2 separate regions of the Homo sapiens genome follow, and region 2 is linked to region 1. A link is an interaction called in ENCODE POLR2A ChIA-PET data of the cell type or tissue named here. Cell type or tissue: A673. All regions are shown on one strand. Links, peaks and the distances in the headings refer to the core of each region. The heading gives the core; the rest is flanking DNA.

Region 1 (5,385 bases), core at 100-5,099:
GACCCAGGGCCTATACTAATTTCTAGTGAAGAATTTGGAAGGGTTATAGAGAGAAGTAGTTCCCTGGAACTTTTTTTCAAGATTGTTAGTGATGGAGAGGTAATTGTATAGACTGATTTTATTCTTTTCCTAAGTAAAGAGGTAACATTTTTTGATGTCCTGAATATGAGTAATTTACTGTACTTTAAGTAGATGGAAAGTTACATCTCATATAAAAAAAAAAAAAACCCTGACAAATGATTAGGAGTTAAACACATTTTCTACCAAAACAACGTTCTCGCTCATAAGAAAAAAAAAAAAATCCCTGGTGGGTGTTTTGAATTCCACCTAAAAATAATAAGATGAAGAGAAAATTGAATACTACAAGAGACTAACGACATGTGTGGTACAGCTTAACATTTGGTTCTTTTGAGAGGCAAATTTAGTGTTCTGAAGGCTTCACATCTCATATGGCCATCTGATAGCTAGTGATGTGCTGTGTGGGGGTGTCTAGTTAAGACTGTTAGAGAAGGAACTGCTGCACCATTTCCAGATCTATTTGTGAGATGAGAGTTTTTTTTCCCCCCTCTCTCTCCTAAGGAAGAAGAAATGGATAATTAATCTGGCCTTAACTATCCAACTTTAGTTTTGAAATATTGTTCTAAAGTATGGCTCCCTTTTAGGCGTGTATCTTTTTCTAGGTGTGGTTTATCTCAAGACAGTCATTCAAGACTCTGCCCAGCTCTGGGTTTACAAGTGGCTATGTTCTAGAAGAAAATGTTTGACCCTTCTGATGCTGTTCTTAATAATATGCACAAAACCTAGTGACTGGAATTAATCTGTTAAGCACATGAAGAGGTATTTCATGACTTTAGTCATTAGAGGAATTCAAATTAAAACTGCACAATGAGATACCACCATGAGCCATCAGTATTGATGAGGATGTGGAACAACCAGAATGCTTATATACTTCTGGTGGGAATGCAGTTTCTTATAAATTCAAACAGATACTTACTGCATGACTTAGCAATTCCACTCCTAAGAATTTACCCAAGAAAACATAAAACATATGAGCACACAAAGACTTATATTTGCCTGTCCATGGCCATTTTATTCATACTGCTCGAAACTGAAAGCAATCCAGATATCCATCAACTTTGATATATCCATACAATACTACCCAGGAATAAGAATGGGTCAAGCACCGTGGCTCATGCCTGTAATCCCAACACCTTGGGAAGATGAGGCAAGAGGATCACTTGAGCCCAGGAGTTTGCAACCAGCCTGGGCAACATCATTAGATCCCATCTTTACAAAAAAAAAAAAAAAAAAAAAAAAAGCTGGGCATGGTGGCTGGCATCTGTAGTCCCAGCTACTTGGGGGGCTGAGGTGGGAGGATTGCTTCTGCCTAGGAGGTTGAGGCTTCAGTGAGCTGTGATTGTGCCACTGCACTCCAGCCTGGGTAACAGAGCAAAACCTTATCTCAAAAAAAGTTAAAAAAATGAATTATTGATACAACAGTGTGGATAAATATCAAATGCATTGTGGTAAGTGAAAGAAGCCAGACACGTATGATTCAACTTATATAAAATTCTAGAAAACATAAAACAATAGTGATAGACAGTGGTTTCCTGGGGTTAGGGAGTAGGGAGATGGAAGAGCAGGAAAATACTTTTTGGGGTGATGGCAATTTTCTATGTCTTGATTATAGTGGTAGTTACATGATTGTAAACTTTGTTAAAATTCATCCAATTGTACTCTTAAAATTGGTGAATTTTATGTAAAACTGTAGCTCAATAAAGCTAGTTTAACAATATAGCCACTTGTAATCATAGCTACTTGTAAATCCTGAGCTTGGCAATTTCTTATAAAGTCAAACATGTACTTACCACATGACTTAGCATTTCCACTTCTAAGAATTTACTCAAAAAAACGTAAAACATATGACCATACAAAGATTTGTACTTGCCTATCTATAGCCATATTAACCAGTCAACGTGTATTTGTAGAGAGGCTAAATGTGCCACCTTTGCTAGGTGCAATGGGATAAATGTTGTGTCCCTTTCTAAAAAGAAAGAGGTTATGGTCTGATTGAGGGGAAGAAAGATTTTCCCTCATGTTTCATTACAGAACAAGACCATGTATTAAAACATAACTTCACATATTCACAAATTCATTTATCCAAAATGTATATTGAGACATGATTAAAGCTTAGTACTAAACAGGATGTAAGTGATTTCTGAAGATATATCTGTTGCTCGAAAAACTAAAAAATGGAAAAATTTGGATGTTTCATGAAAATAATTCAAGGGTTTACAAAGTAGATCCTCCTTGAATTCACTGGCTATGTTAGGTTCAAATCACTGGGCTGTTTGTGATAATGAGAAAACACTGGCACTGACTGAACTCTTGATTTCAGTTTCATTCTTGAGCCAGAGAAATGGAATTCTCCCCTGATTGCAATTCTCCATGTAGCCTTCAAAGACTGTGGGCCCTTCCTGAAGGACAGCTCTTCTGGTTAGTGAGAGGATGAGTTAGAGGTATTTTCACTCTGTGTATATTCTTAGAACTTTATGGTTGGTTTTCAGTGTGATTATGTAATCCCCATGCAAATGCCATCTGCCATATTTGGCACTTATAAAATATTGGAGATATTTATTCATTTTGCTTGAAAAACAGATTTTGAGAAGTCAGATCTCCCCCTTTCTGAGAACACAACTGTGTAGAGGGTGTGTACAAGTTCTTTCATGCATGACTATGATAACTATTTTTATTCATGGCTTAGCCTATCAACTTGGTGTAAAATTTTTGTTTAAGTTTTTGTTTGCCATTTGGAACCAGAAATTATAAGATCAACTTAAGGTTTGCCTGCTTTTTGTTTTCTCATTAGTATGAATTTTTACTGTTCTTTTTAAAGGCAGTAATACTTTTAGAATAATATAATGAAGGCTAACTTCTAGATTTGGGTGACTAAAATCTAAAAGGAAAAAAAAAAGAAGAAAAAGGGAAAAGACCAAAATTGATCATTATTTGGGTAAAAAGGAGACTAGTTTTCTCTAATAAAGCTGATTTCTGATTCATAAGCACTTAACTTAGAAATAATCTTTACATATAAGTCATTGACCTAATCAAAGAGTTGCTGCTGGCCCCTACCCACATCCTACTTTCTTCCTTCTATTCCTGGATTCCTGGGAAGAAGAGAAACAATAAACTATGAGGTTGGTGCAAAAGTAGTTGTGGTTTTTGCCATTAAAAGTCATGACAAAAACCTCAATTACCTTTGCACCAACCTGATATAACAATACATCTTGGGTATTTGGACCTGTGGGTTCAGAAGTAGAGGAAGAAATAAACAATGGTAACGTCTGAGGGAATGGGATCCAGGAGAATTTCCAGGCCAGGCCCACCTCTCTGTGTGATGGATTCCTTAAATAAAAACAGTGATTTCTTCTGCATTCTCCAGAAAATTTTATTTCACTTTCTCTCCTACTGATAGTAATTTTATCAATCAGTAGGAGATAAATAAGATTAATAGAATTTTATCGATTTTATTAATCAGGACAATTAAAATTCTAATGACTCACAGGGGTCCTACTTAAAACCTTTAAGTAACTTTGACAGGGTTGAGAAATTGTTAGCTGAGCAGATATTGGAGTAAAATAGTTCAGTTAGCTTTTATTTGACCTATTCCTACCTTTGGCCAATGGAAGCTTTTTAAAAATTGCAACATTTTAACATGAAAATTTTCAAATATACAGAAAAATCCAAAGAATTATGCAGTGAACAGCCATATATATGTTATAGTTATGTATGAGTTTCCTGTTGCTCCTATACAAATTACCATGAATTTAGTGGCTTGAAAGAACACAAATGTATTATCTTACAATTCTGATGGTCAAAGGTCTAAAATGAGGCTTATAAAAAATCAAGGTACTAGCAGGATGTGTTACTTCTGGAAATTCTAGGGGGGATCTATTCCTTGCCTTTTCCAGCTTTTAGAAGATGTGCATATTACTTGGCTGTGGTCACATCATTCTATGCTTCTGCAGTCATACCACTTTTTCTGCCTCTGGCCTTCTGCCAGGGTCCTCCCTCTTTAAGGACCCTGGGATTACGTTGGGCCCATTCTGATACTCTAGGATAATCTTTGCATTTTAAGATTCTTAATCCCATTGGTAAAATACCTCTTGTTGTGTAAGGTAACATATTCACAGGTTTTAGGGATTAGGGTGTGCACACATTTGGGGATCATTATTCAGCTTACTATAAGCTACCTCCTATATTTTAACATTGGCATTTTTCTTTATTACATAGCTATCTCTTCATTCCTGTGTTTGGCTGTATCCCCACCCAAATCTCATCTTGAATTCCCATGTGTTGTGGGAGGAACCTGGGGGGAGATAATTGAATTATGGGGGCCGGTCTTTCCCATGCTGTTTTCGTGATAGTGAATAAGTCTCAAGAGATCTGATGGTTTTTTAAAAATGGGAGTCTCCCTGCACAAGCTCTCTCTTTGCCTGCTGCCATCCATGTAAGACGTGACTTGCTTCCCCTTGCCTTCAGCCATGACTGTGAGGCCTTCCCAGTCATATGGAACTGTAAGTCCAATAAACTTCTTTCTTTTGTAAATGGCCCAGTCTCTGGTATGTCTTTATCAGCAGCATGAAAATGGACTAATACACCATCCATTAATTCATTTTTTTGGATGCATTTCAAAATAAATTGAAGACACCAGAGCACTTTTCCCTATATATCTTAACACATATATCATTAACTAGAGTTTGATGTTTGTTTATTGTTCAATTTTTACTTTTTTAATTTTAGAGATAGAGTCTTGCACTGTTACCCAGGCTGGAGTGCAGTGGTGGCAGCATAGCTCACTGTACAGACTCCTGGGCTCAAGTGATTCTTCTGTCTCAGCCTTCCAAGTAGCTGGGACTACAGGTGTGTGTTATCATGCCCAGCTAATTTTTAAACTTTTATAGAGATGGGCTCTTACTATGTTGCCCAGGCTGGTCTCAAACTCCTGGTCTCAAGCACTCCTCCTGCCCCATCCTCTCAAAGTGCTGGACTTACAGGCATGAGCCACTGCGTCTGACCCCATTATTTTTTTGAGGTAAATTTACATATCATGAATTGCACAAATCTTACTCATGCCCTTCAATGAGTTTTGACAAATGCATATACTTGTGTAATACAAACTCTTATTAAGATATGGAACATTACAGCAGGGTGCCGTGGCTCACACCTGTAATCCCAGCACTTTGGGAGGCTGAGGAGGGCGGATCATGAGGTCAGGAGATCGAGACCATCCTGGCTAACATGGTGAAACCCCATCTCTACTAAAAATACAAAAAAATTAGACGAGTGTGGTGGCGGGCACCTGTAGTCCCAGCTACTTGGGAG
Region 2 (5,385 bases), core at 206-5,205, 50 kb after region 1:
GGGGCACACATGTCCATCAAAATACATGTACAAAAATGTACACAGCAGTTTCATTAGTGATAGTAAGACATTGGGATCTACCCAAGTGGATAAGTAAATTGGATATAATCATACAGTGGAATAGTGCCTGACAACACAAAAGAATGAACTACTTGTATACTACTTATACATACAACAACATAGATGAATCTCACAGATGTAATATGCAGCAAAAGAAAATAGATACAAAAGAATCTATCCTATAGCATTCTATTCATGTGACATCTGAGAGCAGGCAAAGCTAGTTTATGGTGATAGAAGCAGAACTGTGGTTACCTCTGGTAAGGGAGTAGACTAGGAAGGGGTAAGGAGAAGCCTTCTGGGGTTGATGGAAATGTTACATCAATAGTAAAAATTCACTCATTCACTTAAGTAAGATTTATGCACTGTATAGTGTGTCTGTTATAACTCAATAAAACTGAAGGAGGAAGAAAAGGGGACCTGAGTGAGAAAGACTCAGGGTCATTCTGGTAATATGTTCTATGTCTTTGACTTCCGGGACTTGGCCTCTATTTCCAGACTCCTGACACCAGCTTGCTTGATGGACTATGCTCTTTAGCATCGCCCAATATCAGCTCTGCTATTTGCCTACAGCTTGATGTTCAAACGCATTCTAAGATTGACACTAACTTCTGATACTTGTACAGTGTATGCTCAACTTCAGGTTTGCCCGACTTCAAGGTGAGCTGATACTATCAGAGCTTGCCTGCACCAAAGTAGCTTTTCTGGGGCCTGCCTTCCGCACTCTCCGGCCCCCTTAATCCAACACTTGGTACTCATGATGAGATAGGCCCCAGAACTCCTCATACCATATTTCCATCAGCTGCCCACAGCTGCCACAAATTCCTGGGGGCACCTACAGTTGATCACTTCAGGTCAATGTACAATTGCTAGTTGTACAATAAACCCTGGAGGTCTTAGTGAGGTGGATTGCTTAGAAAAGTCTGGACTCCTTTGGGCCATGCTAGAGGCTGACTTAAGGGCTAGAATAAAAAGACCTTCTTGCATCCTTTCCTCTAGGCCAGGGATGGCAAATACTTCACATATGGGCTAATATGTCTTCCCCAGCTCCTTCCTACCCCACAGCAGACATTAATAATCGACCACAGCAAAAATCCTGGATAGAAAAGCATTCCAAAGAATGTACAAGAAAGCAACTATGTATCTAAGCCTCTGGAGAAGAGTTGTTTTCGCAAGACCTAGCTAGGCAGCACCTCCCAAACACAAGGACAGCTGCAAAGAGGAGAAGGGAGATGAAAGTTCTAGGTCTGGTTTCTTAGAAGTAGATGCTGAAGAGAGGATTTGCCGCAAAAGACTTATTAAGGAAGTGCTCCCAGGTTAGGGAAAGGGATGTAGGTGAGCAAGTGCAATCTCAGGCCAAAGGTCCCAGAAGTGACTTTATTCTGATGGGTAGAGGCACTGTGGGGTGTAAGTTGCACTCCGAGTTGTCCAAGGGAACTGGGCCTGTGTACCTCCACACCACTGGTCAAGGGCCTCCTGGAGAGAAGCAAATTCCCAAGAACTCCTGGCTGTCTGTGTGTGGGAAGTGCTCCAGTGTCCTGAGGGCAGTCCTCCCAAGAGGAGCCTTGATGTGAATGTGGGAGGCAAAGGTGCACACACACTGGGGCACACAGAAACAGCAAAACACTCTCCATGACTAATAAGGCAATTCAAAAAGATAAGGCCAGTGAGAAAGATGCGGGGCCTGGCCTCTTGGTCGTTAATCCCTCCCTGCTCTGGAGAAGAAGCGCGAGGAAAGAAAAAAGCCTTGGACTCCTCATGGTTCTTACCTGACCCACCTGCATGGTAGTCATTCCTAGTGGATGGACAAGGGAGGGAGGGCAGGGATGCTGCCTGTAGATGCCACATTACATAGGGTACAGGCAGCTTCTGGAGGAGACTGCTGGCCCCTGACACTCATACAAGGTCCACTAGAATCGCAATCACTTCCATTTTCCCAGCACTGTGTGGTTCCAGAGTCCTTTTACCGGCATGACTGCATTTTCACTGCCTCTGAGGTAGGCAGAGAGTTTTATTTCCATCAGTCATGGAATATAAAGCGCGAATGCTCTCCCCACTACCTTCCTTTGTGCTCCTTCTTTAATTACTTTATATTTTTGTCTGAAACTGACCCTTGATTGTATAGATCCATGGCTGAGCTGGGGAGGGTAAGGAGCTTGTGTTAATGCTCCACCTTTAAATGGCTCTCTCCTTACTCTGTAATAGAATGATTTCTTTTTCTTTTGTTCAAAAAGATTTGGACTCTGGTCACCTGGCCCAAGTATTGGCTCAGCATCTGCTTGCTGTTAAAATTCTTGAAGCTCTCTGGGCCTCAGTTTCCTCATTTGCAGTATAAAGAGGTTGGCCTAGATTACAACTCCAGTCCTGGCTCTGAAATTGTGTGCACACATGGCTTCAGGTTATGGGAATTGTGTTTCTTTGTTCATTAGGAACAAAGAGCAGGCAGTATATTTTAAAGGTTCCTACTCTATTTTGGCTTCAGTACCTTAATTTTTAGGTAACATTTTTCTTTAAGAGGAGGGAACTGGCTAGTATAAGGAGACCTGCTTTTTTCTTTTCTTTCTTCTTTTTTTTTTTAAACATTAAAGCCCCTGTCTTCAGGGAAGAAGAGGCTGTTGGATGTGTTTTGAATGTTTCAAATCAAAGCCTGCCAAGGGATGGAGAGCTATAGGTTTCAATAAGCACCTCTTTCAGTAATTTTAAGAATTTCACTTATGAGGATAATGAAATCTTCAGAAACCCTAGGAGACATACCAGAAAAAAGTATGACTCATCAGTGGAATTTTCCTAAATACTCTCTCCCCCTACTACATTTGTCCATCAGGAGGGCCTCCTCTGCAGATTCTGAAGACGTCTATAGCCTAATTGGATGCTTGGATTTGGGAGCTCAAGAACCTTGGGAACTTGAGTACTGCTCCCCACACTTCTCAGGTCCTCCCAGCAGCCTCCAGGCCCGCTGTTGAACACTGTGACTCTGGGGACCCGGCTTGCTGTCATTTGTTGGTGTGTCTGTTGTGGCAAATGTTCCTGCTGGAAGTCTGGACCATCGAGAGCAAATGCTTGTTTCCTTGGATCCTGCTTCTCACCATGTGACTTTAATAAAAACAGATAGAAACTGTCACTGTTTCTGTGACAAGATGTGTAGGCTTCTTTCAGATGTGGAATCTGTACCCTGGGGTTTGCAGGCCTCAGTTGGATGTTAAATGCCCTGAGGTCTATGTGTGTAGACCTTGACTTGGATTATGAGCCCTGCTCCTATGCAGGAGAGAGGGGTAGAGCCGACTTCTTCCCTTTTGTAGGTTTTCTTGAGCTGTTGCCAAAACTCACTCCCAGCTATTTAAAGATTAGGAAATACATTTTTGAGAACTTGATTGGATGTAATTTCAGAAAAAGACACGTACATTTAGAAAAGACAATGTAAAATCCTAAAAGACCCAGTTGAAAGAACGAGTTGATGTTTAATTAAAAGCAGTGGGCATAAATGGATTCTGCACATTTTCGTGGATCAAGTTACCTAGAAAGAAAGAAAACTTGTGGGATGGGTATAATATAAACAGAAAGGGGAGTTAAAATAAAGACTTTAAGAAATTAAAATCAAAAGGGACTCTTCAAAAAGAGTGTCCGTCTTGGGTATTAACCTCCAACATTGAAATGAAAACAATTTTGAGAAGCTTAAAAAAAAAAAAAAAAGACAGCCCACATTGCGGCCTGCTTCAGATCTCTGGTGCTTTAGCTTTCTGTGGGAAGCTACAGTTTCCTGTCATTTGCTTGCTGGGTCTAGCATTTGTTCTCTGCCATGTGCATCTAGGATTTCTTACTAGCTATCCAGAGTTATGCTGCCTTGAAAGAAGAGGACATGTGGTTGTTCTTCTAGGCAAGGCCCTCACAATTTGTGAATCCAGTGTAATGGTTAAAAAGTGCTGAGCAGTAACCGGGAGACTTAGGTAAGAACCTAAGCCAGAGCTCATGTTTTCATTTCTCACTCACTGCGTGACTCGGGGGAAATTACTTTCCTTCTCTGAGACTCAATTCTCTCATTATAAATGAGATCCTTTCAGTGCTATCCAAAGGGACTTTCTGCCATGATGGAAATATTCTCATATCTGTGCCTTCCCATGCAGTGGCCTCTAGACAGTGGCTTTTGAGTCTTAGAAAAGTGGCTAGTATGTCTGAAGACTTTCAACTTCTTTTAATTTCAGTTAATTTTGATTTATTCTTAAATAGCCACATGTAGCTAGGGGCTAACATATTGTACAGAGCAGTTTGAGATGTTGCTGAAATCCTTTCCAGTTCTAACATTCTACGATTCCACACTCTGGTGCTGAGGCTTGCATTGCTGGCCAATCTCAAGCATTCGTCAAACTGTTATGCAGAACCTTGCGTGATCCACTTCTCATTTCTAGGGGAAAAAAAAGAGCAGCCAGGCAGAATTCTTCTTCCCAAATAGCTCATAGTTTTGTGGGAGAGAATCATACACTTCTAGAAACTGTAGGATGTTTCGGTTGGGACTCCTGGGAAAATGAAAAGTAGAATCAGCCTTCATCAATATTTGTTACACAAGGGTCTTTAACATTCCTCCAGCAAGGATGCACCACCAGGTAGTCTGTTCTGTCTGGGTCTGGCCCAGTTTTCCTCCTTAACCCAGAAACTAAAAGTAATCTGGACATTCACCCGCTGCTGAGTCAAACGTGGTTATTTTTAGTTTTGGGAGCCTTGAAACCTAATGAGGGTAAATGACCTAAAAGAATAGGAGTATGGGATTCTGTGTTTCATTCAGCGGATAAGCACTTACTGCATGCATTTTGAGTGTCAGACATTGGGTTAGGGATTGGGGGATACCATCGTGTGTGAGACAGGCAGCCCTTCATCTTGGGGAGCTTAGGAGAGGAGGCAGACAATGCACGAGAGGGAAGGATTTTAGATAGAGTTAAGAAAAGAAGATGGTGGCACTAATGCAAATAATAATTTTAAAAATCATTTAGGACACCACAACAAAAGATGCTGGTATTTAGCTTGCGGTCTCTGGTTGGCCATTGGTGTGGGAATAGTGAACTTGGAGTTAAAAAAAAATGAGTTCCGGGCCTGACTGTGCTGCTTACTTTGGTGTGAAGTTGGGGAAGTACAGGGTTGTTCTGGGGATACAATAATGTGTGTGAAAGGGCTGTGTAATCAGCTGAGCACTCTACAATGGTAAGATGCCATTACTATTGTGTAGGCTGCAAAATCTCCTTGTAGATAGTAATTGACTAGTTGAGGTTCTCTAGTTTGGAACACAGGAGGGAAGAGGAGACTCTCCAGAGGGACCGAGAATGTTGTGAGGAACAT

The links. Peaks named below come from ENCODE experiments on the same cell type or tissue, not always from the same donor. Only the 100,000 strongest peaks of a DNase experiment are listed, where the experiment ranks them.
Region 2: POLR2A ChIA-PET joins it to region 1 with 8 read pairs; 2 of 35 experiments call an interaction of 5 or more read pairs at or near these places.

What each region holds. Positions count from the first base shown.
Region 1 is chr2:219,948,775-219,954,159 of GRCh38, forward strand. The region is part of intron 1 of LOC105373891 (a long non-coding RNA gene); the gene reads left to right. Among named protein-coding and RNA genes, the nearest start is that of MIR4268, 45 kb to the left of the region's middle. In A673, for the core only: no CTCF peak of the experiment used is centred there; no DNase peak of the experiment used is centred there.
Region 2 is chr2:219,999,087-220,004,471 of GRCh38, forward strand. The region is part of intron 1 of LOC105373891 (a long non-coding RNA gene); the gene reads left to right. Among named protein-coding and RNA genes, the nearest start is that of MIR4268, 95 kb to the left of the region's middle. In A673, for the core only: no CTCF peak of the experiment used is centred there; a DNase peak (open chromatin) is centred at 2,845; H3K27ac peaks cover 491 bases.